Linked DNA regions of Homo sapiens: region 1 is linked to region 2. The links are chromatin loops, found by intact Hi-C in ENCODE. Cell type or tissue: PC-3. All regions are shown on one strand. Each heading gives the region's core, and the rest is flanking DNA. Links, peaks and the distances in the headings are about the cores only. Region 1 overlaps SDK1 (sidekick cell adhesion molecule 1). Region 2 overlaps SDK1 (sidekick cell adhesion molecule 1).

Region 1 (16,156 bases), core at 3,295-11,294, 59 kb after region 2:
ATACGTTTCAAACTAGAAAGTACACACAACTACTACTTATGTGGTGAGTATTATATCATCAAAGTTAATATTTGAGAAATTCAACTTTTCTAAATGAGATTTAATAACAATTCTTTGGGAAGCTAAGATGGGGGGATCGCTTGAGCCTAGGAGTTTGAGAATACAATGAGCTATGATCTTGCCACTGCACTCAAGTCTGGGCAACAAAATGAGACCCAGTCTCTTCAAATAAAATTTTCCTTTTTTTTTTTTAATCTTCAATCACATAGCGTTTGACAGATGAGATTTTTTTTTTAATCTTCAATCACATAGCGTTTGACAGATGAGATTCCATAGGTATGGTTTAGACCACAGAGAAAATAAGGCTTATTCAACCTCAGAACTTTACATACATAAAAATATATACACATCCACAGCATTTATAAATAGAAATTTAACAGTGAACCTTATCCCATCTCATTTTATAACTAAAATAACTGAAGACTAGAGAAGCTACTCTGGTCACAGTCACAAATGTGGTGCAGTCACAGAGCCAGAACTGAGAACCCCAGTCTCCAGATTCCCAGAGTGCCTTCTATCTGAACATAAATATAGAATAAAATTAGGACAATGCAGATTTGTATTAACATAGTGGTTGACAGCATGAGCTATGGAGCTAAACAACTTTGGTTTGAATCTCGTTCTCTCACTTAATAGCAAATTATGTAACTTCTATGTAGCACATTTTTCTCATGTGTCAAATAAGGATTATAATATTAGCTACTTAACAGGGTTGTTGTGAGGATTAAGTAAACCGCAACGTGTACAATGTTCAAAATGGTACTGACATGTAGTAAACACTGCATGGACTTTATCAAGTATTATTTTATTAAGCAATATATTTTTCCATTTTTATTGTGGTAATAGACAGGTAACAAAAGATTACCACCTTAAACATTAAATGTACAGTTCAGTGATACTACATACATTCACATCGTTGTGTAATCATCACCACTATACATCCCCAGAACTCTCTTAAGCAATATACTTTATCACACACAAAAATGCAATGGGAATTACCATTTATCCTCACAACAGACCTGGGTACAGGATTAAAAACTCCACTGTGATTGGCATATGCAGCTCTTACATGATGTTGGAAGTGTCAGATTCTGTTATAAACAGGAGACAGTTTTAGAAGGATCTGATCCTTGCTGGTGCCAGTTGCCAAAAAGGAGACAGAGCTTCAGAAATGAAATAACCTTCATCAGGGTGAGCTCCTACAAGGAGGTGGGAGAAGACAGCCCACCTCTGGACTTTGAGGAGATGAGGAATCTCTAAAGGAATTCAGGGGTTGGTGGGGAGGGAGGATGAGGGCCAAGGCAGGAGGGCTATTAAAGGTGCTCTATGCCTTCTGAAGGTAAAGGGAGAACTAGGAAAAACCTCAGTAGGCAATCCCTAGTACACATATAGATGTACTCTGCACAAAGGTGTCTAGCTTGGGGGTATGAGTCGGGCCTGAAATCATGCCCTAGCACCATGCACACCAACTTGGGGCTGGTTCAGAGGCGTGTCAGCCAAGAGTAAACATATGCTCACTTGGGAAACCATTTTTGAAATGTGAAAAGCCACTTACATGCAAGCAACCATCTCAACTAACTGAAGATGAATGTGCCATAGCTCTAAAGTTAGAATGCCTGAATTCATGATTCATGGAGCTCTCTGGGTTTTCCTCTCTTTATTCCTCTGCAGCATTCAGTAAAGATGTCTTTAAACATGACAGCCTTGTGTTAGTTATGACATATGTTGTCTACTCTTGGGCCAAAACGTTGAAGAAGGAGCAGCATCCAGTCCCCCAAAAGATAAACATGGTGATAGCAGCTGCCATCAGCAGAAAACCTGCAAGAAGTCAAGTCCCCGGGACTCACTGGAGGCTGCCCAGTACAGCTGCACTCCCTACCTACAGAAGCTGAACTGGAAAATCTGGGCTTGATTTTCATTAGGAAAGCAGCATTTCCCTGTAAATGGTGAACAGGTGGACTGGGCATAGTTCCAGAAGGAAAATGTTTATAGAAGCTCAGAAAGTCTACTTCCACAAGAATCTCTCAGCAGAGAATACGGAAAATAATTCAAACATCATGAGTAGCCTAGGAGAAACTAGAAATTACTTCTAGACAGCTCTGTTAACTCTAAACAAAATATGAGTGTGTTTTGAAATGATTCCAAGAGTCTGACAAAAAGCTATATAAAGCTAAATCACATTCTAGCCTAAAAAACTTCAACTTTAACTCTTTTAAAGGCAACATCTTTGTTTTACATAAAATATTCAGAAATTCATGATAGCTAAAACTGCAATCTGCATGGTATTAAAAGTATCACCAAACCCAAACTTCTAATAGATAAAGTATAAAACCAAATCTTGCACATCTTTGTATCACTAACCTTACACTACACAATCAGTTATGATAATTTGGCTGGATGCTAATACATAAAACAAGTCTTATTTCTGCTATCCAATTTTTTTTAAAGTTATCAATTTTAACATAAGTGGTTCCATGAATTCCTATGTCTACCTACTCAATCCTGTCAAGAGAAACATTTTCCCATCGTTTATTTGAGTAATATTACTAACGAGTGAAAATCTATAACATTATTTACCACAGCTTCCCTCATGTGGAAAAAAAAAATCCATGCAGAGGAAAGGGAGAGCACATGTATTTTGATTCTACTAGAGAATTTTACAGAAGTATGACTACTAACTAACCTATACATCTGACAGAGTCATTAAAGTGCTGAAATAATGGGTGTAAAAATCATATAAGCAAACAAAAATTTGGTCTAAAGCAATTTTGTTATTGAGAGATATTACAATCCCTTACTAATCGCCACAAAATATGATCTCCATCTCACCTCACTAATGATATGTGCAATAAAATGTCTGATAAGAATTATAAAGGAAAATAAAGTAGGTAAAGGGATAAAGAGATACATACGGGGGCTGTATTTTGGTGGGCAGGGAAGTGAGAGGTTGACTGAGAGCTGAAATAAGATGGAAAGAAATGGCAAGTCACCTTGTTTTAAAGAAGATTCCAGGCAGAGAGACCAGCAGGTGCGATGGGTCTGAGGCTAATCCAGGAAGATTCTGGAGTTTTTTTATTAGAAAAAAAGGATGGAAGTTTTTAAACAGTAGAAAAAAAATTATTGTCTGCTAACAGTAAAAAAATATATTTTTTTATGTTCATTACTTATGAAAATTAGTATCTTCACCAAAAAATGGGAATTTTCTTCCCCTATATATATGAAATGGAAATGTTAAGTTACATTTGTTTTTTAATAAAGCTTTCACCTGTATCAGGATAATACATTCACAGCGTACCTTCCAATTGGTTAAAAATAAGTTTTTGATGTCTTCTATAGATATTTCAACAGTCTTACAAGGTATTATCAATTCATAGAGGAGAAAAACTGAGGCTCAGAAAAAGCCCATAACTTGCCTAAGATGACGTGAGTGGAAAGTGGTAGAATCCATACCTGAACCCAGGTCTCCTGACCCAAAATTCAGGGTCTTTTCCCTCTGACAGACTTAATATTGAAACAGTACTGACAAACTGTTTGTGTTTGATGTTTCAGGTGTCTCTAGAGAGAGCACATCTACTTTCTCCAGAATGTCACACTTTAAGCCAGGGGACAGGGTTTTCTGCATCCTGAAGAAGGCAGCAGGGCGTATGCCACAGACTGGTGAAACTCTCTCATCCATTTACTCAACAATTATTTTCTGATTTCACTATCTGCTATATACTACGGGTACTGCAGTAAGTAAAATAAAAATACAAGCATACATATATGTGTGTACCTATGTAAGTGTGCATATACGCTTCAAATGTACATATTGATGTATACTGGTATATTTATATACATATGTACACGTAGGTGTAAGTGCAGCAGATAAACATGCCTGCTGCATTTGAATGCTGGAAATTCGCGATGTGGCAAGGGAAGCTACAGCTAATCTAACAGCGTATCTCAAGACGGTTGTGTAGAACACAAATCAGCGAAGTCCTTCGATGTTCGAGGGTATGATGTAAAACAAGAGTGGAAATGTCTGTCTTCAGACAAGCTTGGGAAACACTGGGTTAGACAACGTTAGATTTATTTGCTCTAGCATTTCTCAAATCCTTCAGTATGTGAGTATACACTGTGACTCTTCTAAAAGCATATAGGACGCAGTCTTTCCCAAGTTTATTGAACCACAGAATCCTTTTTGGAAAAGCATCCCTGAAAAAAATTAGTACTCTTCAGAGTGTCCTTCAGCATATGTTATTAAAAATCAAAGTTTTATAAAATAAAAATGAAAATCAGAGTATATTTCAGTTACTACTGTGGAACCTGCTAATAACTATAAAGCACTAAAAAGTATACATAAAAAATACTGGAAGATCAATTTTAAGAAATACATAATAAAGTTGGCATTTAAAGATAAAATAAAAGCTTTAATACAATATTAAAGTTTTCTTCCATGAATAGCTGTAAAAGAAGTTTCATTTCAAATAAATACAGTGATAACTGCCCATTATTTCTACCTAATCACGGCCTAAGCTAACTCTGTATAAAATACAAAAATTTAACTTACAAGCTTCAAGTAAAACCTCAGTAGTTCTATAAGGATAATAAATGATCTAAATCATTTAAAATATAAAATGTTTTAATGTCTTATATTCTGAAATGTAAGAATGTGTTGTGACCCATAAGATTGACTCCAGCTGAAGGGTTTGAACACGTTTCTCTAAAGAGAAAATATTTTTAAAGGCACTATTTACTGTTGTCCTTTGGATGAGACCCATTTGTGAAAGGACTACTCTAGTTAAATTATTCAAATGATACTGGCATTTAATAGGCTCTATGCATCAAAGATGTTTGATAATCATTAACCTTTTAGGGCTACAGTAATTTGTGCAATTAACTTGGGGGAAATTATTTTTCTCAGTCGTGTAATTAATTGTCCATGCCTCTTTAAAGAATTCTTGTACCTGAACTAAAAGTTACACGAAAATATCAAGACCATCCAGTTTAAGATCAGGTCCTCAAAACAGAGAGCACAATTAGCCAGATACTTTTTAAGTGTCTCAAATAAGCACAAAATCTGATTACATGGAGGCCAAAAAGAGATGGCTAAAACCGCTTCACATCTTTTTATCCTTTTATTGAAGACTTCCAAACTGGGGAGAGGGAAATCACCCCATGTGTTTTTTTAATAGAAACAGGGTCTCGCTGTCACCCAGGCTGGAGTGCAGTGGCACAATCATAATTCACTGCAATCTTAACCTCTGGGGCTCAAGTGATCCTTCCATCTCAGTCTCCCTAGTAGCTGGAACCACAGGCACATGCCACCACACCAGGCTAATTTTTGTTATGTTTTGGTAGTGACAGGGTCTCACTATTGCCCAGGCTGGTCTCACATTCTTGGCTCAATTGATCCCCCCACCTCAGCCTTTCAAATTGCCAGGATTATAGGCCTGAGCCACTGCACTCAGCTTTCATCCCATTTCTAAATTCATAATTTTGAATGGGATTTTTTTTAGCGGAAATGCAAGAATTCAAGACAACATTTTATTAGTAAAGTGGGAGAGTGGGTGATTTGCTAGTAATATCACTGGTTGATACCTATGGTATTCATAAGTTGGGGATAAAGTGAGAAGATAGAAAGGTAATCTTTCTTTTTACCCAAAATAAGCTTCAAAAATAGAAGAGAATATATGTTGATCACAAGTCAACAAATATACAATAAAACAGAAATCTACTGAATTAAAAACCAATTCACAGGTATCTCTTGGGGGACTACCACTCAATGAATCAGATGTTGTGAAAAATGCCCCAAAAAACTATTCATGTTGTGAGACACTAGATGTGTAATGATTTTTCTCTATGTTTTGCCAATATTTCTAATCGTTTCCTCAAAATATAATTTTGCCAACATAGGAAAAAGCAACATCGCTAATCAAACATACTCATTTAAAGTATATTATCATATTCAAAAACATGATTTTTTAAATCAGGACAATTAAGACTGCAAATATTTCAAAATATTACAACAGATTATGGCAATCAAAACACTTAGGGCAATGCCTGGCACCAAGTAAGCAGTCCACTGACCTTGGCAATGATTGAGGTGAGGAAGTGTATTAGGTAGAGACATATAAAAATGCCGATGTTTTATATTTCTCTTGCTAAATAGTCAATTTCATATGGCTCAATCCACAGAACAGCAGCTGGCACCACCACTCTGGAGTCAGATACGTGGTTCAAATTCTGGTGTCACCACTTACTAGCCACGTGATCTAGAACATGTTAAGTTCTTTGAGCCTAGGTTTTGTCATCTTTAAAATGGGGATAAAGGGTGGGTGCTATGGTTCATGCCTGTAATCCCAGCACTTTGGGAGGCAGAGGCGGGAGGATCACTTGAGCCCAGGAGTTGGAGACCAGCCTGGGAAACAAAGGTAGACCCTGTCTCTACACAAAAAAAAATGTTTAAGTTTGAAAAAAAATAAAAAATAAAAATAAAATGAGGACAACTAGTAACGCCTACTGCATAGGTTTTTCTTGTGCATAGGGAAGGTGTTTAGCTTTTTGACTGAGACAGAGTAGGGCATCAATAAGTATTAGTTATAAATTACTTTAAGACGAACGGTTAAGTTTTAACTGCTTTTGTGCATATTTATGCTTCTATTATCTGTAGTACTAGTAGGTATCATTCAAAAATGTCAACTAAAATTTTCAAAAATAATTTCTATGTAAGATAATGGCACTCTACAGACATACACTGACCTTAATTAAATTCAGGTTCTCTAACCATGACTGGATTCTTATTGCAGCCCAATTACCCGCATTTCATGCTCTCTAGAATTTCTGTCCACACACCTTTCCTGCCTTCTTTTAGGGAAGGAGAGGTGCTTTTCTCCTTCCTTCAAAGCATATCCCCTGGGCTGTGGATCTCAACCCCTTCCACCTCCGTTGGAAAATACAATCCTTCTAGGATCCTTCTCAAACGTCTTTAATGGCCCTTCCTCTCCTTAGAACTAAGCATGCTACAGTATCGCCAGCCTTTAAAACAACCAACACAAAAAGGCTTTTCTTGAGCCCCAGTCTCCCTCAGGTCACTCCCCCTTCCCCGCCCCCTCTCTGTCCTGCGTAGTTGGCATCAGTTTTTGAGAGGGGCTCACTCCCGCTGTCACTGCTTTGCCCCCCTTCACCATGCAGCCCACAGTCACCAGTGCGGGTGCTCTTTCTCTAAGTCGCTCTCTTTTGCTAAGCCTCAAGTTCATGTCTCAGTTCCTAGTGGACTTCACTCGCCAGCATACGGGCAATGTAAACTCTGCCCTTCCCCCTCTCCTAACCTGTGTACCACTGGTCCACACCCTCCAGGTGACCACCTCCTCCCACTTGCCCCTCGTTCTTGGTTCCCTTTGAGAATACCTATTCTTCTGCCAGTCTCTTCAACACTAAACTTCCTTTCAGTCCCTTCATGGATTCTCTTCTTACTCTGTATACTCCCCCTGAGTAATGTTAATCACACTCTTGACTTCAATTACCACCTCTAAGCACATAACTCCTGCAGCTGACACAGCAAGTTGCCTACCAATATCCATTCTCTCCTTATTTATTAACAGAACTCTGATTTTGTTTTGAACAGCAATGTGCTCCAGTTTGAAAAACATAACCACAAAAGCTTGATTTCTCAGGTTTCCTTGCAGCTAAAGACGGCTTTCTCACAGTTCTGGTCACTGAAATATAAACGGAAGTCTAATGGGGGTGGTTTCTTTGAAAGCTACTATTTTTCTGATAAAAAATAAAAAGGACAAGCCAACTAGCAGGCCCTTCCCTTTCGCCTGAATCACAGATGGAGTTTCTAGAGGGGCAGCAGCCACTCTGTTATGATGAGGTCAAAAGCCGTACTCTACAGTAAATCAAGAAGACAGAAAGAGTCAGTCTCCTTAATGACATAGCTCCCCTACATGACCTGAACTTGAAAACGTTAAAAGCTTAAAGCTTGTGCCTTTAAGTTACTTGGTTAAGCAACTGTTCATCTGAATTTGTTACTTGCAGCTTAATACAATCTCAAGTGTTACAACACCAAAGTTGGCCAAACTGAACCGCCAATTCCTCAAACACATATTGTCAGCCTGAATATGTAAGTGCTATTCTGCAGACACTTCAGTCTCAAGGTAGCTCAAAATGATAGCTTTTCTGTAACTCTTAAAACGCTGTGTAGGAGACAAAGATTTTAAGTCTCTGATCACTGTGAACCATTTAACAACGTTAAAACAATTACATTATGAGATACTAGCAAGAATTCCTAAGGATAATGTTCTCCTTTGTGTAAGTCAGCTTTGTCACCAATCACAGGCCATTTCCAGTAAGTACACAGTAACATCTTTATAATGTTGCGGATATTGACCTAGTGACAAACTCTGCATTTACATAAGCCAAACCATAAGATAAACATCATTTTAGGAACTTTTTTTCTGATTATAAAAACAATCCACAGTCATAGAAAAGTTGAAATTCAAATTAGGAGTTTTAAAAAGGTAATAAAAATCATTTGTCATCTCACCTCTCACAGACAACGTTTTTGGTATTGGTATATTGCTTCCCAATATTAAATACAGGTTGAAAATCCCTTATCTGAAAGGTTCAGGACCAGAGAGCCTTTGGATTTTTGGATTAGGTTTTGAATCTTTTTCAGATTTGGGAATATCTGCCTCATATCAACTAGCTGAGCATCCCAAATAGAAAAATACGAAATCTGAAATGCTCCAATGAGCACTCAGTTTGAGCATCATGTAGGTGGCTCAAGAAGTTTTGGATTTTGGAACATTGCAAATTTCGGATTTGGGATGTTCAGCCTATATGTATGTATGTGTCTATATATTTCACATACAGTACATAAATTCATGCTTTTCCATTTATTGTTTGCATTGTAAAATGCTCCCACGTCATTATTCTCTGAGGTTACTTGGATCAAAACCAAGTTCATCTTTTTCTTCCTCCCAAATCCCATTAAACAGAAGAAAAATACAGAATGAAAATGAACCACAGCAATAGTAAATGTCCTTGAGGAGTGATGCTGGCAGACCCCGTTCCCCTCCATCTACGAATAAAGGTCTTTCCCCATCCTGTTTCCAAAGCTTGGAACACTCTTATCCCCATTCCCGGTCACTGAGTCACTCCTTTTCTTCCTTGGAATCTCAGGTCAATTGTCACACGTGCTCCAGGTGGACTTCCATGGCAACCCCTCTCCCAGTAAGTTAGCCTTTTCATATGCCCCCTCAGCGCAGGGCAACTTCTCCTCACAGAACAAGAACTACGTGTGTGCAAATTAATTGTTTAATGCCTGTCTCCCCAACAAGACCATACATAAGCTCCATCGTGACAGGTCTTCTCTTCACCATTATTTTCTAATGCCCAGCACATTGCCCCGCACAATAAAGAGTTGTGGAACAGATTAAATTTCTAGAAAAGTGACGGGACCAATGATGGCAAATCTAAAGAAATAGAAGGAACCCATGTCAGTTGAAAAGTTTCCTCAGCAGAAGCTCAGCATAATCCCATTATCAGTGCAGCACAGGCCAGGAGAAGCAGGCCATAGATAATTGGCCAAGTAATTAACGAGAAGCTGGAAGAGCTGAGCAAGTCCTCGTTTGAACTGTCTGACTCAGGGGTCTGCTCCGGGGAAGGGGTGGGAGGTCGGTGAGCATGCATGCAACTCTCCGATGAGAGGTCCTAACAAGGAAGACAGCAGAGCCGACAAAGTGACCAACTCCGTGGAGCAGAAGCCCACCCCGCCGGCCCCCCAGCGAGCAGGGCAGCAGAGTGAATACCCTGCCCCGCTATATGCTCCCTGCCCTTCCCCTGCAAAGTCACCTGAAGCTGAGCTCCTGCGTGAGAACCTTCACGCAACGCTGAGTTGCAGATCCTTACCTACAAATGTGAACAGAAATACAAGAAACACCAAGCCTTTGAAGTAAACAAACAGCATGAAAGAGGGCCCCCCACTGCACAAACAGAAGAGACAGCAGAGAGGTTAAGAGGGCAGGCTTTGGAGTCACAGCCTGGATCCAAATCCCTGCCCGACCTCAAGGTTTCCTCATGTGTATGTGTACACTCCTGACCCCTGGGTACATGGCTGATACAGTAAGCAGAAGAAAATGTCAAAGTGAATATGCTCGAAGAAACGCAAGTGATAACACCCACAGAAAAAAGAACAGGTCATCTGAGCACAAATGTCTACCTCCCGTCCCACCCAAGGTCTTATGAACTAACAAGGACTTTTGTTTTTAAGTAGAATTAAAGAATCCTGCAAGACAAAAAACCAGTGCCATCAGCAGACCATATATTTTATGGAATGCCTAGAAAACACAAAATATGTGAGACCAAAACTATGAGGGACTCTTGGAAGACAGAACAATGTTAATTGTAGCCCCCGAAAGATGACTGAGAGCAGTTCTCAAGGGATCCAAGAGAAGCTCAGAGCCAACAAATACAGGCAAGAGTGGCTCAACAAGAAGTTGATTTAAAAATAGAGTTTGGGGGCCGGCGCAGTGGTTCATGCCTGTAATCCCAGCACTTTGGGAAGCCGAGGCAGGCGGATCACTTGAGCCCAGGAGTTCAAGACCAGCCTGGCCAACATGGTGAAACCCCCATCTTTACTAAAATACAAAAATTAGCTGGGCATGGTGGCGTGCACCTGTAATCCCAGCTACTCGGGAGGCTGACGCAGGAGAATTGCTTGAGCCCAGGAGGCGGAGGTTGCAGTGAGCCGAGATCGTGCCACTGCACTCCAGCCTGGGCAACAGAGTGAGACTCTGTCTCCAAAAATAAATATATAATAAATAAATGATAAAATAAAAATATAGTTTGGAACAGCGTGGCTAGGAAGCACCCCCACACACAGCCCCCTGCCCTGTGTGTGGCAGTGAAAAAGGAACCCAACATGGATGAGTTCTCTGTGGAGAGCTTCAGGTGTGGACATTAGGGCTTGAGAGAGAACAAAGGGAACTCAGAACTGTTACAACAGACACAGAGACGGGGAGTCGTGGGATGAAAAGCAGCAGCTCTGCCTGACAGGGTACACTGCTGCACCTCCTGACCAAGTACTGCTTATGATAGCAGTGTGGGGGGAACCCAGCTTTCCCCACCCAAACAGCACCCCACGGGGAAGCTTGCCAAGCAACCTGACCACATTCCAGAGCCTGCAGTCCATCCTCCATTTAGCGCAGGGGGCAGCTGGAATGTCCACACAACTACAGAGAAAACCTGCGGCAGCTGCAGTATTAATTAACCTAGTCCTTTATCGTTAAACATGGATATTTAGCTGAGGACCATCAGGACTTGAAGATCTTAAAGCATGGGAGGGAAGGAGCAAGATGAAGACACACAGCCACAAACCCTGGGAGAAACAGCCACAATCAACGTGTCTAAGGCAAGTTTTTAAAACTCTAATTCATATCCTCAGAGAGATTGAACAGCTATACACCCACTACAGAACAGAATCCTAAAAGAAAAAATTTATCAGAAATTAGTTTTGCAAAAGTAATTGCCAAAATAAACTTTTCGAAGCAGGGCTGAATGTTAGAATCGATTTCAGAATAGAGAGTTGGCAACAAGGAAGTTAAAATTAAAGAAATTACTAATATTGAGAAGAAACCAAGATTTAAAAGGTATGAGTACAATGTTGAGAAGTGGAGACAGATCCAGGAAAGTCCAAGAGGAACTGGAAAGAGAGACAATAGAAGGGGAAATAGAGGAAAAAAAGAAAGAAAAGAAAAAGGAAGAAAATTTGACATTTTTGAAATTCGGGATTTTTTTTTAACAGTATACACATCTTTCTGTGTGTGTCCGATTACCTTAGCATAAATTTACACAATAGCTGAATCAATGTGCACTCATTTGGTATTTGCATTTTGAGACATGTTACTAGACTGCCCTCCAGAAAAGTCAGACAAATCTGTGTCCCCACCCACACCGTATAATCTTCCTGCCAATCAAGGAATCTCTTTAACCTTGTCGGTCTTTTTCACCTCTGTGAATCTGGTAAATACAATGTGACCTCTCATTGTTCTAAATTATATTTCTTGGCTAATATCTGTTCATACATTTATTTCTACTTTGTGAATTGCCTGTTCGTGTCCTCAGCCATCCCATTTATAGAGTCTTCTTACTGATTTTTAAGAGTTCTCCGAGACACTGCCTTTTGTAATACAGGTTGCTCAAATCTTCCTAATTGGTGGTTTATCTTTCACCCTGTTTATAAGGTTTGTTATTTTAATTTATGGCTTGGGGATTGCATATTCATAGTTAGGAAATCCTTCTCCACCCCAAAAGTTTAAAATTTTTCAGGCTTATAATAAATTAACGGTTCCATTTTTACATTTAAATATTTGATCCATCTGAGATTTTCTTTTTTTCCCCCAAGGCAGGGTCTCACTCTGTCACCCGGGCTGGAGTGCAGAGGCATGATCATGGCTCACTGCAGCCTCAAACTCCTGGGCCCAAGCAATCCTCCTACCTCAGCCTCCCAAAGCACTAGGATTGCAGGCATAAGCTACCATGCCCAGCACATCTGGAATTTTCTTGATGCAGAATTCAGTAAGAATCCAACTTATTTTTTCCCCAATTCTAGCTGGCTATCCCCACACCACTGACTGAATAATCCATCTGATCAGTTACTTATTGCTGTATATGAATTACCCCAAAACTTCATGGCTTAAAACAGCAATCAGCATTTTCTCACACCATTTCTGTGAGTCAGAAATTCAGGAGCAGCTTAGTTCTGTGGCTCTGGTTTAGCTGTATCCACATGAGGTTGCAGGCAAGATGCCTCCCAGAGCTGCCGTCATCTGAAGGCTTCCCTGGGGCTGGAGGATCCACTTCCCAGATGGCTCACCCACATGGCAGGCAAGTTGATGGTGGCGGTTGACCAAGGCCTCAGTTCCTCTCCACAAGGACTTCTCCACAGAGTTGCTTGAGTGTCCTCACGAAAGGTAGCCAGCTCCCCCAAGAGCAAATGATGCAAGGGAGCACAAGACAGAGGTTACAATGTCTTGTATGATTTACCCTTGGAAGTCACACACTATCCTCTTCATTCTATCCTACTGGTTACACAGGTCAGCCCTACACATGTAAGGAGAGTCTATACACGGATAAGAATACTACAAGGCAATGATCACTGGGAGCCAACTTGCAGGCTGATAACCAACCATCTATTTTACACTACTTTAAAATGAAATACATTGAACACACACTAAACCCCCATATGTACTTGGGCTTACTTCTAGACTTTATTTCATTTTCTGTCTAGTCCTGGGTCAGTATTATACTGATTTAACAATTACAGCTTTAGCATAAGTTTGTGACATGTAAAGGCAAGTCTCCACTAGTGTTTGTTTTCTAAAATTTTCTCACAATGCACAATTTTTTTTTTTTTTTGCAAATTAACTTCAGATTAGCTTTATTACATGTGAGAGCCCACACTGGCCTCTGTGATAAACCGTGGTAGACACTATCGGAAAATGCGTATGCAGCATCATTAAACATGTAAAACGTTATTCAACTAATACTTGCTTAAAATCACTGCACATTAATTCACTAAAAAATATTTAACGAATGTCTACTATGTGGCACATACAATTACAGGTGTTAGATATACGATAGTGAACTAAAGAGACACAGTCTGTGTCCTTCAATGGGAGTGACAGACTATAAAGAAACTGCATAAAATACATGATTACACCTAAGTGCTGTGGGAAAAAAAGCATACAATCTGAAATAATGGGCATAACAAGGGGACCTAATCAATTCTGAAAAATTTTAAAAAGTCTCTTTGAAGAAATATTACTGAATCTGAGACCTGAAAGGTGAATTAGAGTTGACCGGGGGTGTGGGGGTGTGGGTGTGTGTAGTGGGGACTGGAGGAGCAGAGCATGGTTAGAAATTGGTCTAGGCAGAGGGAACAGAATATGTAAAGGTTCTGGGGTGGGGAAAAACGTACCTTATTCAAAGCACTGGAAAAAAGGCCAGTAAAAATATAGTGTAGGTTAAATTGGAAGACCTGTATAGTGGCCAAAGGAGTATGCAGGAGAGAGACCTTCTGGTGGCAGCCACTGAAGGGCTTTCAGAGTTACAATGCACTGCTGCCAGGTCTGTGACTGGCTATGACACTACAGTAAGGCAACCCAACCTCCAAAGACTTGACAAGTACACGATTTATGTGAAGAAAATCAATTGTAGAAAAAAATATTTTGTGTAACCACAGCATCTGATGACAGTGAGTCCTCCTGTGCACAGCTTGGGGGCAGAAGTCACAAGTCTTCCAGAAAAGGAACATATCCCAAGTGGAAAACTTCAGATCAGTTAAGTGGGGTGGTATTGCTCATAAGGAGTGAGCCACTTTAGGCAACAGTGGGTTCCTGATTCCAGACTCAGCTCTCCCCCAATTCCCCAGTCCTTCAACTATGCAAAACACACTGCAGCAAATCCAAGACTTCCATTGCTCCAATTACCGTGGATATCAGAGTGTCAAGTTAAAAAAAAGAAAAATCCACAATTTGGACTGAGATGACATTTAATTTACAGAGCAAAGAAACATGGCATTTTACAAAGTTAGCTATTCTTATGTTAAAACAAAGTATGACTTCATGTTTTCAAACTTTTTAAAGATCCTCTTTAAAGTTTTATGGTTTTCTTCATATAAATCATGTACTTATCAAGTTTATTTCAAGTTTTTGGGCTTGTGATTGTGAATGAGGTCTTCTTTGTTGTTGATTATAAATGGTTAATATATACAAAAGCTACTGAAGTTTGTACACTGAATTTGTGAACAAGCACTTTTATTAAATTGCTTCTAACCATTTGTCTGTTGACCTTTGTTTTTCTAATCATATAATATCTTCAAATAACAATTTTGCTTTCTCTTGTCATTTAGTATTTACTTTTTAGTGCCAAGTAAAGTATCGCACATCCAAAAAAAAAAAGAACAGAACATTTTTAATGGTGTTGCCAACAACCTTATTTGGGAAGCTTAAATGTTTCTAGGGTTTCACTGTCATAAATGATGTTGACTATTAATTTGCAACACACCTTTGACTATGTTAAGATGGAAAACACCTTTCAATCCTTTTACTAAGGGATTTTCTTTTTAGAAGGGATAGATGTTAAGTTTTGTCAAGTACCTCCCTAACATCTATTGAGACCATATGGTTTTCTGTCATTGACTTGTTCATAATTTGAATTACAGAGAGAACCTGACTTGCAATTTTTCAACTTTGCAATGGGACCCATACAACCATTCTGTTCTTCACTTTCGCTTAGTGTTCAATAAATTATATGAGACTTTCAACACTTGATTATAAGACAGGATTCGTGTTAGGTGATTCTGCCCTTCTAGGCTAATGTAAGTGCTCTGAGCACGTTTAAGGTAGGGTAGGCTAGGCTATGATGTTCAGTAGGTTAGGTGTATGCATTTTCAACTTACAATATTTTCAGCTTATCAGTTTATAAGGACATAGCGCCACTGTAAAACACACTACATCCGTATAGGAAATTTCTTAATACTAAGCAATAATTCTTAATATTGAGCATAGAATAAACTCTACTTGATGTTACTTTTCAAATTAACCACTGGATTTTAGTTTACAAAATTTAAGTTTCAGCATCAAAAGCCTGCATTTTTCTTTTCCTATGTCTTGTATAAAGTATTTTAAAATTGGGAATATAAGAAACAGACTGAAGCAAGTTTCTACAATGTGAGAATTTAGGTAACTCTGGCTTTTGAAATAAAATCCATCACCTTTACACATTTGCAATTCTGCCAGTAAAGCCTGCAATGCACGCTCTCCTACACTGTGTGCTCTCTTCCTGGGCTGGCATTAACTTTTTCTTTCAGCATGGATCACTAAGGATGTAGTCAGCTGCAAGTAACAAACTCCAACTCTCACAACAGAGAAACTGACCATCTCACACAACAATCAACCCAGAGGTACAGCAAGTTACAGGGTTCATTTTGGGGGCCCAGTGACGTTCTCAAAGCTCAGGGTCTTGCCCTCTTCCGCTCTGCCCTCCTGAGGTATTGAATTGTCCTCAGATGGGCTCCCTCCTAGTTACACAGGGTAAGAGGCAATAGGGC
Region 2 (16,156 bases), core at 3,791-11,790:
CGTTCAACTTCACCAATATTCAGCAAATGCAACTTAAAGCAACGAGATAGCAGTTTTCACCGATCACATTTGCTTAAAGAGTGATAACACCTAGTGCTGTTAAAGATGTGATAAAATGAACCTTATACAAGACTGCAGTAAACATTTAGGAAAGAAATCTACTAATATCTATACAATGTTAAGTATACATATCCCTTGAACTGTCAGTCCCATTATCAGAAACCTACCCTCTGGAAATCAAAGCATTGTTGTGTAAGAATAAAGATATATAGGCCGGGTGCAGTGGCTCACACCTGCAATCCCAGCACTGTGGGAGGCTGAGGTGGGTGGATCACCTGAGCTCGGGAATTCGAGACCAGCCTGACTAACATGGAGAAACCCTGTCTCTACTAAAAATACGAAATTAGCCAGGCATGGTGGCGCATGCTTATAATCCCAGCTACTCGAGAGGCTGAGGCAGGAGAATCACTTGAACCCGGGAGGCAGAGGTTGCGGTGAGCCGAGATCATGCCATTGCACTCCAGCCTGGGCAACGAGAGTGAAACTCTATCTCAAAAAAAAAAAAAAAAAAAAAAGATATATAAGCTAAGATATTTACCGTCTCATTGTTTATAACAGAAACAAAAAACAATACCTCACAGGAAGCCACCCAAATGTACATCAATATGCAATAACTGAATTAATTAGTACATTCATACTATAGAATACACTCCAGTTAATTTTAAGTGATTCTGTTCTATACATACTGTCCTAGAAGAATGGGGTGGGGGGCAACTTAGCGAATGGTCCAATTTATGAAGCATACATTTATTATTATTGAAGTCCAACACATGTGAAGAGTAAGTGAGTGTGTGTGTGTACTTGTTTGAGCATGGGGAAGAGTATGAAGAGATACACCCTACAATGTTAACATCAGTTGGAGATTAATATCACATTATTTGAGAAGAGATGGTACACAATCAGCTAGGGTAAAGATAAGTTTCGCTTCACAATATGTTAATCATTCCAATTGTTACTATTAAGTTATTTTACTTTTGTAACTTAAGAAAATATTAAGTAAAATATTGTCTCCTCTAATATAGGTTAATGAATAATATCTAATATACTAAGACATATATAAACAATACTGAATTATAAATCTCTTAGAGAACACTTCTTAAATGAGATGTATTCTACTGCATCTTCAGAGATTTTAATAAGATTTCAAGTTCAGAGCTCTATAATCGGTCCCTTGCACAAAAATAGAAACCTAAAGCCCACTGCACATCATGATTCACTCAGATTGCTTCATCGTATCTCCAGAGAACTCATCTGTATTTTTTTTCAACCTTTTTCTTGACTGTTGTTCTACCAATTACATGATGTCTAAAAAGATGAACCAGGCAACAACTGAAAAAGACTGTGAAGAGAATAAACACATGGGAAAGCAATAATCTCAAAGCAAACCCACTTGACTGTTCAGTAATCCACAAACACTTGCAGCTAAAACAATACCCTGGATATTAACTATTCTTTGCAGTACCACTGATTTGATACTAGTTATTTGTTAGGGATTGAATTCAAATAGAATAATAATTTTGTCTTGTTTGAAAATAGGTATTGCTTAAAATTATTATTAACTTATTCTACAAATGCTATTTTATAATGCACGGTGAGAAAATGAAATTAAAAGCAGAGACTTATTAAATTGAGTTGAATTGATCCAAAACATTTAGCATGATACAGCTTCTGCAAGGAAGTTTCGTGGCTCTTACACAGTGTCTTTTTAAGATTCTACTCAAAGTCAAAGAAAGGACTGGCAGAAAAATTGTAATTTTTGCTGTAAGATGCTGGTAGAAAACTTATCAACTATAAGATTGTCTCCAACTTTCCGCAATTGTATGATAAAGTGCAAAAATTTTAGATGCACACAAGCCTTGGTTCATACCTTAACTCAAACATTTCTAAATTGTGTGACCTTAGCTAAGTTAATGTACTTGCATGAGTTTCAGATTCTTTATCCACAAAATAGAGATAATAGAGGGTTTCAAGGTTACAGACAGCATACACCATGCCAAGCACATAGTAGCTGCTTGAATTACAATAACCAATCTTATGATTATTAGCATGTCTTGAGAAAGAAATGAGATCTTACCTAACAGGGAAACCAACTCAAATGACAGAATTTCTCATTAGAAACTAAAGAGGACCAGAAGGGAGCAATAGAACATTTTTCAAGGGCTGAAAGAAAAGAGCTGTCAACTGCAAATTCTATATCCAGCAAAATTATCCTTGGCAAATGAAGATAAAAATTAAGACATTCTCAGTTGAAATAATAAAGAGAATTTGTCTCCAGTAGACCGACCCTCAAGAATATGTAAAGAAAGTTGAAAAAAACAAAAGTGATAAGAGAATATTAGAACATCAGGAAGGAAAGGAAGGAAGAAAAAACATAAGCAAAAATATGGGTAAACACAATAGACTGTCTTCTCTTGAGTTTTCTAAATTATGTTTGATGGCTGAAACAAAAATAATATTGTCTAATGTGATTCTTAATGTGTGTAGAAGAAATATGTAAGACAGTTATAAACAGTGTGGGGTAAGAAGAGTTCAAGGAAGGTTCATAAAATGACATAGAACCACACATATACATTGTACCAATGTCAGTTTTCTGATTTTGATGTGTACTAAATTATATAAGCAATATCCATTAGGAGCAACCAGGTGAGGAGCACAAAGAGCTCTCTGTACTATCTTTGCAAGTCCTTACACATCTATAATTATTTCAAAATAAAAAGTTAAAAGGAATGGTTCCTAACTTCAGTCATGTGAATAACTAAACCATTCAAGATGATAATTTGCTCTTAAACTTTTTAGGGGAGAGACAGCACAATTTCCTTCCACAGTTTAACCTAACTTAACCTAACCATGGTAAAAGTCAGTAAATTCTGTTTTCTTTAAAATACTTGCTCTCTCATTATTATTGAGCCCATTTTTGTCTTGGTGCTGTTTTGTAGGTATCTAAGATTATACCCAAATGCATATAAGTTTTATCAGCTGAAACCCAAGTGTTAAAATGTGAATTCTTAAAAGAATATATTGTTTGACCTGTTAATAAGGTGAACAATTTTAATATAAATGCAGCTAGTAGGTTTTTAATATAAATCTGCCTTTTCAACAGAGTAAGGCATTTTATAAGATACAATAATATGATTTCACTGTGATTTATTTTAAGAAAATAAATACACCAAAATTTATACTAAGTATCCTACAAATATGCCTACTGACTCTGCTGGTATTACCAATGTTTTAAACATTTTAAACTCATCTTTCAAAATTTTTCAAAGTAGTTTGTAAGTAGGAAATAGTTTCTTATCTTATTACTCTACATCACATAGACCTTACATTTTTGTTTGTGAAATTGGCTACTGAGGCTATTCAAACCATGCAGGTAGGGCTCTAAAGGGGATCACATTTGCAGGAGATTTTAAAAAGTCATCTGTGCAAACAGGGAACATCACTTTAGATAAAACTGGACATTAGCCAAGTTGGTCACCCAATTTAGCTGGGGACTGGCCTACTGAAAACAGAAAACCAATCAAGGACAGCAATCTAACAACTGACTGTTGAAAAGAAATATACATAGCTAGAGAGAGGGGACAGAGAGGTGGGGCCATCTAAGGCGAACACTAACGAACAACAGAAGAGTGTGTCCAGTTCTGGGTGGCCCATTTTAAACAGAATTTTGAAAAACTAGAGTTCTCTTATAAAAAGTTCTTAAATAAGGAGAAAATAGTTCCTCTTTTTAGTACTACCTGCTACTATAATTGTATCATGAAATCACCCATTGACTCAATAAATATTCATTAAGCACTCCTAAACACAGAAATACAAAAATAAGAAAGAAGAGACTACGGTAGAGAAAATAATTTGGGGAAAGGAAAATTAAAGTGACACTAAGAACATGGAAGTTGGGGATGTCTGGTAGACATCCAAGTGGAGATGTCCAACAGGCAAAACCAGCTAGCAGGCAGACATAAATACTGTAAGACCACACTGCCAGGGAGACCACCCAAAGAAGAAGGCCAACAGCTGGCAGACTTGGGCTCAGGAGGTAGCAAACATCTCTGTCTTATAAATAAGGACAGAATTAAACCCGCCCTTTCCAGGGAAAGAAGTAAAAAGGGAAACAGCAACGTAAGGTAAAGAAGGAAGAGCAGTATAGGAGTCTGGGAGAGAGCTGGCGCAGGCAGGAAGGCTGCACAACCGCCTCTCTTGAATCCTTTTGCTTCTTCTCAGGCTTCCGTGCTATGTATATGATAGAAATAAATAATGCTCTTTTGTTATTAAACCATTTGTTAATAGCACTCTGTGTTCACATCTTCAGTCATATTGACATCATGTTCTGCTGTGGTTTAGCTGAACTTGAAATAATCAGTTTGCACTTTATTATACAACTTCCAATGGTGATATCACTAGCCTGATGACAATACATTTATAAGAAAGAATCTAAAAATAAAAGCCATTACGCTGCTGACCACCAAATAAAAACAGATTTACTATCTTCAAGGTCACTCAGAGCTGAATTTAACAAATTCAGTTTCCCCTTCGCAATTACAAATGAAGAAAGTAAGCACAAATCAAACCAGCATGGAGGCTAGTGTGGCTCCAATTAATGCCGGCTGTATGAGAAACATTTAAACTTGGAATTCAGCTAGCACTATGGATTTTGTAACTAGTCATCATCTCCTTCATTAATAAGCAGTTAGTGACAAAATCAGATCACATCATCTGTGCAGTTAATTACAAGCTGGAAAATATTCAGGGTATACAAATTTTATTAGCATGGCTGACATCTGTCAACTATTTTGGTTAATTACTCTTGAATTTGGATTCTAGTCTTCAACTATTCCAAATTTTAATATATTTGACATAAACGGTTTGCAAGCTACCATTATCTCTGTTGAGTATTTTTACCTTATTCCTATTCTAAAATTGTCAAACATAAGTAGTGTTAGCTCTCATGCTGACATAGTTCTTGTAGCTAAATAAAATAAACTGTTAATTAGTACAATGCTATCTACCACAAGGTTAAGTTTTTTTGTTAATGCTTATTAAATATTCTCTGCATTGCTATATAGAACATAAAATATCTTGAACTCTCTTAATTACATGTTAAGGATATAACCCTGAAACTTTTCTCTTTACTTGGGAGGGAAAAAAAAAAAAAGCACTTAGATTTTTATTTTTACAGGCTGGATATGGATAGGGTATTGTGTTGCTTTATAAGTAAACATGCTTCCCACACCTCATCTAATCTACACATCCTTTATAGAGCAGGCTTCTTGGGAGAAATTAGTTTTTAAATGAAAGAAGACTGGGGCAAAACGAAAAGATCAAAAGTGTTCGGAGGGAATGGAAGAGACAGAACACAGTGAGTAGAACAAGTAATTCACAGAAAGTAAAGCAAAAGCAGTTCACTCAACAGTTTACATTTCACAGGTAGTCACTGGCAACAAGAACACACAAAAGGAAAAAGGAAAAATGGAGAAAATATGCTAAAAACAAAACATATCAAGTGCACTAAACTTGTACAATTACTCACTTTTAATTTCCCCATGTTACTATAATAATTTTCCATATTCTCAAAGAAAATAGGCTTAGAGAAACTAAGTGAATCCCTAAATTTGAAAAGTTAGAAAAGGGCAGAGTGGTGATTTGAACTCAGGCAGGTTGACTTCATGCCCTCAACCACAATACAACCTTGTTTCCAAAATGTATATTCTCCACTTAAAAGAGAGGTCTTAGGAGGATAGTGTAGGCTCACTCTCAAGGATAAATATGTCCTGAACTGTCTTTCAGAAAGGGTTAATTTGCAATGACCCAGTTACCATTCCATTTGTGGTCTTTATGTAACTGATCAACATGGGTGTCACCTATGGTGGTAATGAATGATCCAGCTACCTGACACATACACGAGTTGAACCTTGGCTTCCTTACTATAATCAATACTCCTTTAGAAAAATGCGGAGCTTTAACATGAAAGGCTATGTGCTATAAAAGACATGGCTATCTAAGTACATATGGCACCCTGATCTCTTTCCTTCATAACTAGAATTAGGCTGCTCCCAATAATAATGGCTTAATCTTCTTTTTTGGAGAATGTGGATATTCCTGAACCTCTGGCTTAAATCTATCATAATCTCACCCAAAATGCCCACCATCTGGCAGGTACCAGCAGGCTAGGTGAGTACACGTAACGGTCAACTGGCATCTGTGGCGTGAGGATGCTTGTGGAGAGCTGCTCTGGATAAGGCATCCCGTATTCATACCTATCATATTAAGTGGGGATTTTGTGGAGAATCACTCAGGCAAATCAAGCAAAAAGACCAATTCCCAGTGTTCTGCTTAATGTAATTTCAAGGTACCCTAAGTATCACTTTTGGTTTATGATCGGTGACACTGAGTGGTTTACATTTTAAACGCAGATAATGGTTTTACATGTGAGAGACTCAGAAATGACTCGATGTTGTTAAGATGTCTATTCTACCCAAATTGATTTACAAGATCCAATGCAATCCCAGTCAAAATCTCAGGATATCTTTTGGTAGAAACTAACAAGCTGTTTCTAAAAAGGAAAACAAAGTTGGGAGGCTAATGATACCTGACTTCAGGAATTATGATGAAGTGACAGCAATCAAAATAGAGTGGTTGCAAAGAGACACAAATGTATCAACGGAACAAAACAGAGTCCAAAAATAGATCCACACATACATGGACAAGTGATTTCCAAGAAAGTGAATAGGCAATTCAGTGAAGGAAGGGAAGCCTTTTCAACAAATGGTGCTGGAACAATTCATGTACACACACAAAAAGAGATTTTGGTTTTTTTTTGTTTGTTTTTTGTTTTTTTGAGATTTTGGATCCACACATGTCATGATGTACAAGAGTCCTCCTTATCTGCAAGAGATACATTCAAAGGCCCCAGTCAATGCCTGAAACCAGATAGTACTGAACCCTATATATACTGTTTTTTCCTATTCATATTTACCTATGATACAGTTTAATTTATAAATCATAAAATAAAATATTAACAATAACTAGTAATAAAATAGAATTATAACATACTGTAATAATAGTTATGTGAACATGGGCTGTCTCAAAATATTTCACTGTACTATACTCACCTTTCTTCTTGTAATGATGTGACATGGTACAATGCCTATGTAATGAGATGAAGTAGGGTGAAAGACGTATGCATTGTGACGCAGCATTAGGCTACTACTGATTATCTGTATTCTTGAATCTGTGTAACTATCCCTCACTTGGTGTAACTCATTTCAAGGGATCCCTTGCTCAAGTCGTCATATAGGCTGAATGATTCTGGCACAACACATTGCTGTCAATTGGAACATCTTTTTGGTTCGTATCTTCCACTCACAAATTTACCTTTCCACCTTAACTAAGCACTTAATACACATTGTGGCCATAACTTTTGCAGTTTGAGGTGCAACAGCAAGACCAGCATAAATTTACTTGTCCTGTTTCACAATTTCATGGATAGATTTGTTCTTAATCTTAGCAACCTCAGCATATTTTTCTCTTTCCTTCTTAAGTCAAGAACGTTCACCTTTTCATTTAAAGGAAGCACTTTCTATCTTCTCTCTGGCACATCCTAATTGCCAACAACACTACTCCTATACTTTGTGGTCATTATTAATTAAAATAAGGGTTACTTGAACACAAGCACTGAGATACTGCAACAGTTGATCTGATCACTGTGAACCTCAAAGAGCAAATCCCTCAAGATGAATCCTGAGGGGCTAACTGAGTCTAATGGTCACACATGTACCCCAAGTTTCCAGAAAACCTACACATCTGTTTAACTCCGAACCTTCGCAGCTTACCATTCCTGTTCAGGCCACCTGAACCAACAGACTGTATAGCCTGCACCAACCAATCAGAAATCACTTGCACTGAGCAACCTGAACTAAGCAAGGTGGACTCCTTCATTTGAAAAAATATACCTGAATGCAAACCTGGGCAGAAAGATGCTCTATAAAAGCTCCATCCTTCCTTTGTTCTCTGGAATACACCTTCATTTTACAGGGCACAAGGGATGGTGCGAGATTCCATCACACTACTCAGGACGGTGCACAATTTAAAACTGATGAATTATTTACTTCCGGATTTCCATTTAATGTTTTCGGACCACAGGTGACTGAAACTACAAAAAAATGAATATGCAGGTGAGAGGGGACTACTGTGAATATGTCAAAGCATATCAAATTATATATCTTAAATATTTCCCATTTACTATATTTCAATTATATCTCCATAGAGCTATAACTTAAAAAAAAAGTCCAGCACAGGGTAGTTTGGGAGTTAATGTAATTATTATCCCAATCTGACCTGCCTCAGGGCATCTGAGGACAGCACAGTGCCCTCTAGTAAGCAAGGAGGTCTTCAAGGGTGTAGTTAAAGCTGTCATGGCCATTCTCACTATCTTCCTCCCACAAAGCTGGTGGCTTTAAATCATGATCATAAAGCTAAATCATGTATAAATGACAATGTTTTTTCTGTTCTATAAAGCAAGCTGTATCTTATCCAAAAGTGCATCAGATCATTAAGAAACAAATTCAAAAAGAGAAATGTACTGACTTTTTAAATCCCATTAGAAAGTATTAACTATGCCATCCCAGGACATTCCCACAACAGTGACTCACAGAGGCATTCCCTTACAGATTCAGAATGAGTAGTATGTTGCAATCTGGATTTAGCTTATGCTTCTTGGCACATTAACTGATTGCTGTCCACTGAGTCTTAGGAAAGGTTGACCAAACCCGAAACAATCTAACATTACTCTTCACTAGTGCTCTAGAGGCTTGTAAGGAGCGCAACAGTAGTCTCTAGAGGAACAGCTGCATCCGGAGCTTGCATGCTACTCATATATGATGACTTGAGAAACATTAGCTTTATTGGTTTTTAAGCAAGAAAGCGACACACGTTTTAGATGAAATGTTCACTCAGGGGAAATAAAAGAGTTTATTTATCTAAATAGGTTAACTATATTGTGTCTAACCACCACCCCAAAAATGTGATGAACTGCACATTTGAGATGTTGGATAATTAATAGAAAGGGGGGCCGGGCATGGTGATTCACACCTGTAATCCCAGCACTTTGGGAGGCTGAGGCAGGCTGATCACGAGAGGTCAGGAGTTTGAGACCAGCCTGGCCAACGTGGTAAAACCCCATCTCTACTAAAAATACAAAAGTGAGCTGGGCGTGGTAGCAGGCAACAGTAATCCCAACTACTCGGGAGGCTGAGGCAGGAGAATCACTTCAACCCAGGAGGCAGAGGTTGCAGTGAGCCAAGATCGCACCACTGCACTCCAGCCTGGGCAACAAGAGTGAAACTCCATCTCAAAAAAAAAAAAAAAAAAAATATTAATACAAAGGGGAAGAAAACAGGGTTGCTGCCAATGATGGAACTTAGTAAAGTATAAACTTTTCAGGATAAAGACAGATGAGTTGTTTGAAGTGAAAGGAGAAGATTCCAAGGACAGAAAGATTAAGAGTTTACTGAGGAAAGAAAGAATCAAAAACTTGGGTTGGCAATAGAGATGAGAGGTCCCACACCAACTAAGTGACAGCCCCAGATTGAAGCCAGACACCGTCCACTCCAGAGCCCATGTTCTTAACCATCCTACTGACCAACTCCTGCATGCCATCAGCAGCACTGACACATGGGCCTTCACAATGGACACTTCATGAGACTGGCAGTGTCTCTGCAGCTGTCCTCACTGTGTAGACAGCACAGATAAGACAGAAATAGCGGCCACAGAAAACGTAACATTTATGAAGCTTCTCTCATATGTAAATGTTAGAATCTAGAATACATCATTGTAAAGAAGAAATTATTTCGAATACACAGCATATTCTATTTTCTCTGTCTTCACATGAAGGTGATAGATATAGCAGAGACAACAGGCACATACTATAAAATGATTACCCTAGTTAAATGTTTTTATGCAGAAGTCATATTCATTGGGAATATAAAATAATATAGGTCTTAGCAGCAAACGTTCAGTTTAGTATTAACTATGATACATAAAATAAAATGAACAAAAAGACCATGCAATGCAGAACATTAAAAGCACTCTGGGGCAAAGGCAGGATGCAGGGGGCTAGGTCAAGAGATCTGGGGTGCGGGTTAGCTGTAAATAACTTAATTATTCCAAGTCCATTTCTTCATCTATAAAATGCAGAATAATTCCACTTGCCCCAACAATGTCTCAGGTCTTAGAGGATTAAATGAGAGAGTGTAAAAGAAACTGCCAAGGCTCATACACAAACGTAGGGGGAGTATTCTCATTACCACTGCGTTCTCTCTTTCAGAGATGTCAACTACGTAATCCCTTCACTTGGTTTCAGTACTACAAAAGATGGAACTTCTATTCAGCCAAAGCTTCCACTAAGGTATCTGAATAATTTTTTGGTATCCTTAATCATATCTAATTTTTTTAGTATTATTAATTTTTTGGCAGAGACAGGATCCGACTCTGTCACCCAGGCTGGAGTGCAGTGGCACGATCACAGCTCACTGAAACCTGAAACTCCTAGCCCTGCCCCCTGAAATAGGTGGGACTACAGGCGCGCACCATCACATCCAGCTAACTTTATTTTTTGTAGAGAAGGGGTCTTGCTGTTGCCCAGGCTGATCTCAAACTCCTGACCTCAAGCAATCTTCCCACCTCAGCTTCCCAAAGCTCTGAGATTACAAGTGTGAGCCACTGCACCCAGCCGATCACACGTAATTTTGACTGCTGGCACATGAAATAGAGGATTACTGGTTTGTAAATTTTCACATCTTTTTTTAAAGTTTGCTCTCTACACACTGCAAAACATTAGTGACATTATGCTAAAACATTCTTTATAGAAACTCGCATTTTGTCCTTACAAATGATTACACTGATTTTTTAATTCCACCCCAAGGCCCACCCCTCAAATCTGGGAAATAACAATGTTATAAGACTTTTTAAGAGAAAAAAAAACTTTTATTACTTACCACTCAGGTTTTCAGACATATTTTTTGCATTGGAATATCTCCTTTCACCCCTGAAGGGTACTGAACAATAAAGGTGAAGGACTACAGTAAAATGTCCCGTATTGATTTTTAAAGGATGTATTAATCGTCTTTTAGTGTCATGAGATCATGTGGAAAGAAAAGCAATGTGAAATCAGACCAGGCTCTCCTGGACTGATAGAGGAGCAGCCGCTGCCCCTTACATATATAACCCAGGAAATTTTTTTTATTGTGACTAATCCGTTAGACATTCTATGTTCTACATTTTTTGCTCAATAAAATAAATAAATAATGAGGTAAAGATACACTTTCATTACAGAACATTCTATTGTCTATGTAGGTTCTTGGGGAGGGTAGACGAGTTTTTAAAAGGCAGTTTAACATTCTTCTGGCTCTTATTCACAACTCTAGACTACAGATTTCAGGGAAAGGGGAAGACAGTGAGGACAAAGAATCTGTTCTAATTTAAACATTCTTCACGATTTAGTGGCAATTACTTCTTTTAAGGTTCAGTCACCTTCAAAATATTACACGATAAAAATAAGAGAAAAATATTACATGGTTCATAGCCAAGAACATTAATAAGAGTACTTTCTAAAGTATAATCATTATTTTCATTTTCTATTTAAAATTTTTCATTTTTTATCACCTCAGTTGCCAAATTTCAATCTTCATTGATTAAAAACACAGCAAAACTCCTTGCATACAGATTTATTCAGGTTTGCAAACATTAAATCATCATTAGATTAGAATGACAAGCATGACAAAATTAATACAGCAGAAGAGGTTCAGGGAAATATAAAATCTAAAATGTATTGAATTAGGTTTTAAATTGAACCCATACAAGCTTAAGTTCAATGAAAACCAATATTGCACACTTTTTAATCAATTATTTCGTAATCATCCCTCTAAATCCTTTAATTTACCGAGAAATCCTATCTAAAAAGTTTTCTAAAGTCAGCCATAAAATACCACTGAAATGCAAATTGGGTCTAAACTTCCACTAAGTCCATCAAATGTCAGCTTACTTCATCAAATCACTTTACATAAATGAATCTTAAAAATGTCTTCAGTGTTCATTAATGTTACAATTAAGAACCATATTATATTGAAAATAAAACAACCTATTTTGAACAATCATGGATTTAAACTCTTTAAAATAACTTATCATGCAAATCACATGATATTAAGCTCATTTATAACTTCTAAACAGAATTTAAACCTCTCCAAAGTTAATGTTTAGGCCAGAGCAACAGTTCTGCTTTTTCAACTACATCCAATAGAAGAACCTTTGTTGCTTCCTTTAACACAATCTTGTTAACAAATGATCACTGGAGAGGTTAGGGCTGGAAATATAAGTTTGAGAGTAAGTAATCATTGTAAATCCATGAGAAAGCATGAGGGACGTAGAGACTGAATACGAGCAGAGCAGAGAACAAGCCACAAGATGTCCCTTAGAAGACAGGCAGTGGGAGTTGGACTTAGGTGGGGCATGTAAAGTAGGATAGAGATGAGTTACCCTTCACTTCCTCTTTAAAAGCCCCCACAGAGTGCAGTGGCTCACTCCTGTAATCCCAGCACTTTGGGAGGCCGAAGCGGGCGGATTGCCTGAGCTCAGGAGTTCGAAACCAGCCTGGACAACACGGTGAAACCCCGTCTCTACTAAAATACAAAATAATAATAATAATAATCATAATCATAATCATAATAATTAGCTGGGCGTGACTGTCTGTGCCTGTAGTCCCAGCTACTCAGGAGCCTGAGGCAGGATAATTGCTTGAACCCGGGAGGCAGAGGTTGCAGTGAGCTGAGATCAAGTCACTGCACTCCAGCCTGGGCAACAAAGCAAGACTCCGTCTCAAAAAAAAAAAAAAAAAAAAAAAAAAAGGCAGTCCCCTTCATAAGTCAAGTATCAAAATAGGTGGATTTGGTGATCACACTGGAATAGATCTCTCCAGTATAATCTGTTTTAATGCCTAATATTTTGCTTTCTCCCAATCACTATCTTCCATAAATAATGAGAAAAAGATTTCAAAAAAAAAAATACAGAGACTTTTGCAAAATTATTAAGAATCACAATAACTAAGAAATCTTTAATTTATTTGAAGCTGAACAAGTTGCAATGAACTAATCAGAAAAAGAATTACATAATTTGGTACTTTTGGGATATAACTTTGTATCTTATTAATGGGATCCAGACGGAGATTTGACAGTTAGGAAAAGTATTCAAAAATTGTTGTAAAATTTTACTTCATCATCTTTCCTCTAGAAAACTCACCTGTGAGATGAGAAAACATGAAATAAACACTGCGATGAAATGGCCAATTCTAACCTGTATCTCAGTTTTCTGGGCTCAATGAGGAGTCTTGGCAGGCTCCACTAGGGTGTGCTCTGTCCCCCCCCATGATTCTATCTACACTCCCTGCAGATGGTTCCAACTCTGAACCCCAAAAGCAGATAGGCCTGGGTTAATGATGGCAACAACTCACACCTCACAGGGAGGCAAATCGAGAGAACTGGTTAAAACCATCCACACTCGGTAAAGTTGGCTTGGGCTGAAACCCCAGCTTGGTTACTTAGCTGGCAAAATGACCTTAGGTGAGCTACTTAACATCTTTGAGCCTGAGCCAGAGATGTCCCATCTACAAAATGGAGATAATACTTAAGGAGCTGTGAGGATTAAAATGAAAAACATGCAAGATCCTTAATAAATGTTAGCTGTAGTTATGACACTCCGTCTTCTCCAAGAGAAGTGGTTGGCACGCGAGCTACGCAAACTTCCTCAGGGTAAACCACAGTGGCGTAGGGCACATAGCCTCAAAACAACAGGGAGGACACCTAAGTAAAAAGTCCACCTCATATACCAAAACCAAGGCGAACAAGGTGGAAATTCTCTTACAGGCTCCTGATGAAAGAAAAATCATGTTGACATATTCATCTGCATTAGAAGAATTTTAAAACATGATTTCCTAATCTTCTCTCCATCACGCTGACTCTTTGGCCTGGTAGAGTGAGTAGTACAGCTACTGAGCCTTCAAAAAGAGAGGAAAAAAAAATCATCACAAAATACGCCAAAATTACCAGCAAGAACAGGTCATAAGATGAGCCCATATGGATAGATTTTGCCTTGTTTCTGTTTCATTGTTGCACCTCCTTCTATTGACTGCACAAATGGAACACTACTTTAAATCATCAGATCTGTGGGATGAAAATTCTTAACACTTCCTTCTTAATGCATTGCGGTAGTTATGCGCAAAGTATCCTAACAAAAGTTAAACTTATTAATAAATCATTATATTTACAATATCATGACTTTCATGTAAAACTGTGTCTAAAACACATATTTCTGAAGTCAACCACGGCTTGTATGTACTCTGTAAGGTTGTCAAGCTTGTGATTTACAAGAGCCATGTTCAAGATGAGAACGTCTCAAATTTACAATAGTATTCTTTTTTCCTCCAAGCACTGACTATTGCTCTTAAAATTTTTCTGAATCAATTGAGCTGGAATGACAAAAAGATTTCCAACATGTTTGTATTTGATGTTGGTCCCTAAAGCCTGCCATACAAAGATTAACCATTTCTTGGCCAGCCAGTCTTTAATGTAGCAATTCACTTAGTCATTGTGCTAGAAAATTGTTTCTATTTCATATAAACCTAAGGAAGAGGAAGAAGAAATAGGGAAAGAGAAAAAGGAGGAGATGCAGACACAGAAAGAGAAAAAGAGGAGAGTTTACCAACCAAATACAATAATCCAGGAACCTTCCTTACCTCTTCTGGAGAAAAGAAATAAAAACAACTTCATCCAATAAAATAAAATAAAATACTACTGGAAATAAAAACTTCAACCCCTCCTCTCAAGAGACGAAATGACTAAACCAAATATCAACTAACACACACCTTTTGAAGTGTGAAAGCATGTGTAGATTACAGCAGTCTGGTTTAACATTCACTTGAAGCTGGTTGAAACTAGAGGGTTGAGGCAGATAACTAGATAATGTGGACGAAGCCAGGCATATTCTCTGACCTCCATCTGGTTTCACTTGGACTTGCTAAACACCGTACTGTCACACTTAGAATCCACTGGTCAACTTGAATTATGTTGACTGGAATCTCTGGGGATAGGTTTTGCAACCACGAAGAATCCTTGTTTGAGAAAATCTTCCTCTAAAATGAATGAAAAACTGCGTAACTTGGATAGAAACCTCAACACCAATATAAAAGAATTCAAAGATTCTAGTCACTCTCTTCTGTAAGTGAATATTTACAAGTTAGTAATAACATGCTATGAATCTGTACAAGAATGAGGCTCAGCCATGAAATTCTTCCTAGAAAAGCAATTTTTCAGGCTGGTTTAGGAGAAATCTCTTTCAGATGAAGAAAAATTCTATTTGTGGATTATAAAAGAATTTTGTTGCCATATTTGTGGAGGGAAACTGACTCTTTCAAAAGCAACTTAAATGTGGGTATCCATCTATTTCACAACCGGATCAATCAACACTCTTCTATGACAGTGCAGGCTACAGTCTACACTGGGAAGACAGCAAACCTAGGTTCCTATTAAAATTCAAGTATTACCTTGAGCCAGACACAGGTTTTTCTATGCGAAACCTAGCAAAATATGTTTCTTCCCTTCGGTAGTAATCTTTTAAATAACTAAAATAGTTACCTAAATTCAACATGAATATATAACAAACTACTATTTCTTCCTACTACATTAATCCTTTGAGCTTGTTTACATGTTAGCTTTTAGGATATTTTGCCCCCTGGAGAATTCACATCTAGGAATAAGATTGCCATAGTACAAATCAACCTTTTGACACTGCTACATCAAAATTCTAGTAGCAACAGATAAACTGAAACTGCCTACAGTCATTCTTGACTGGGGCAGGATGACATGCTGCCAGTGTCCCAATGCCACGACCAATTTGATGATACTAATGTCATCACGATAGCCAAAATACAGCACAGTTGGCACTAATGTCATTCTTAACCTGGAAAAAGTTCACCCCAAAATCTTCAGGTATGGGGATATATATATATATAAAAATATATATTTTTTAAATATAAAATACATATATATATTTTTTT

Evidence for each region. Hi-C counts contacts between places; a loop is a spot of excess contacts. Peaks named below come from ENCODE experiments on the same cell type or tissue, not always from the same donor. Only the 100,000 strongest peaks of a DNase experiment are listed, where the experiment ranks them.
Region 1: it touches region 2 in a loop (7-fold over the local background); 3 of 110 quality-filtered maps call a loop at or near these places.

Annotation. Positions count from the first base shown.
Region 1 is chr7:3,372,486-3,388,641 of GRCh38, reverse strand. All of the region lies in intron 1 of SDK1 (sidekick cell adhesion molecule 1), which reads right to left. Among named protein-coding and RNA genes, the nearest start is that of SDK1-AS1, 28 kb to the right of the region's middle. In PC-3, for the core only: no CTCF peak of the experiment used is centred there; no DNase peak of the experiment used is centred there; H3K27ac peaks cover 991 bases.
Region 2 is chr7:3,432,119-3,448,274 of GRCh38, reverse strand. The region is part of intron 1 of SDK1 (sidekick cell adhesion molecule 1); the gene reads right to left. LOC124901577 (a long non-coding RNA gene) reads right to left here. Exons shown (of 2, transcript XR_007060196.1): 1 at 13,966-16,156; 2 at 1-8,206. Among named protein-coding and RNA genes, the nearest start is that of SDK1-AS1, 88 kb to the right of the region's middle. In PC-3, for the core only: no CTCF peak of the experiment used is centred there; DNase peaks (open chromatin) are centred at 8,774 and 11,374; H3K4me3 peaks cover 1,838 bases; H3K27ac peaks cover 1,503 bases.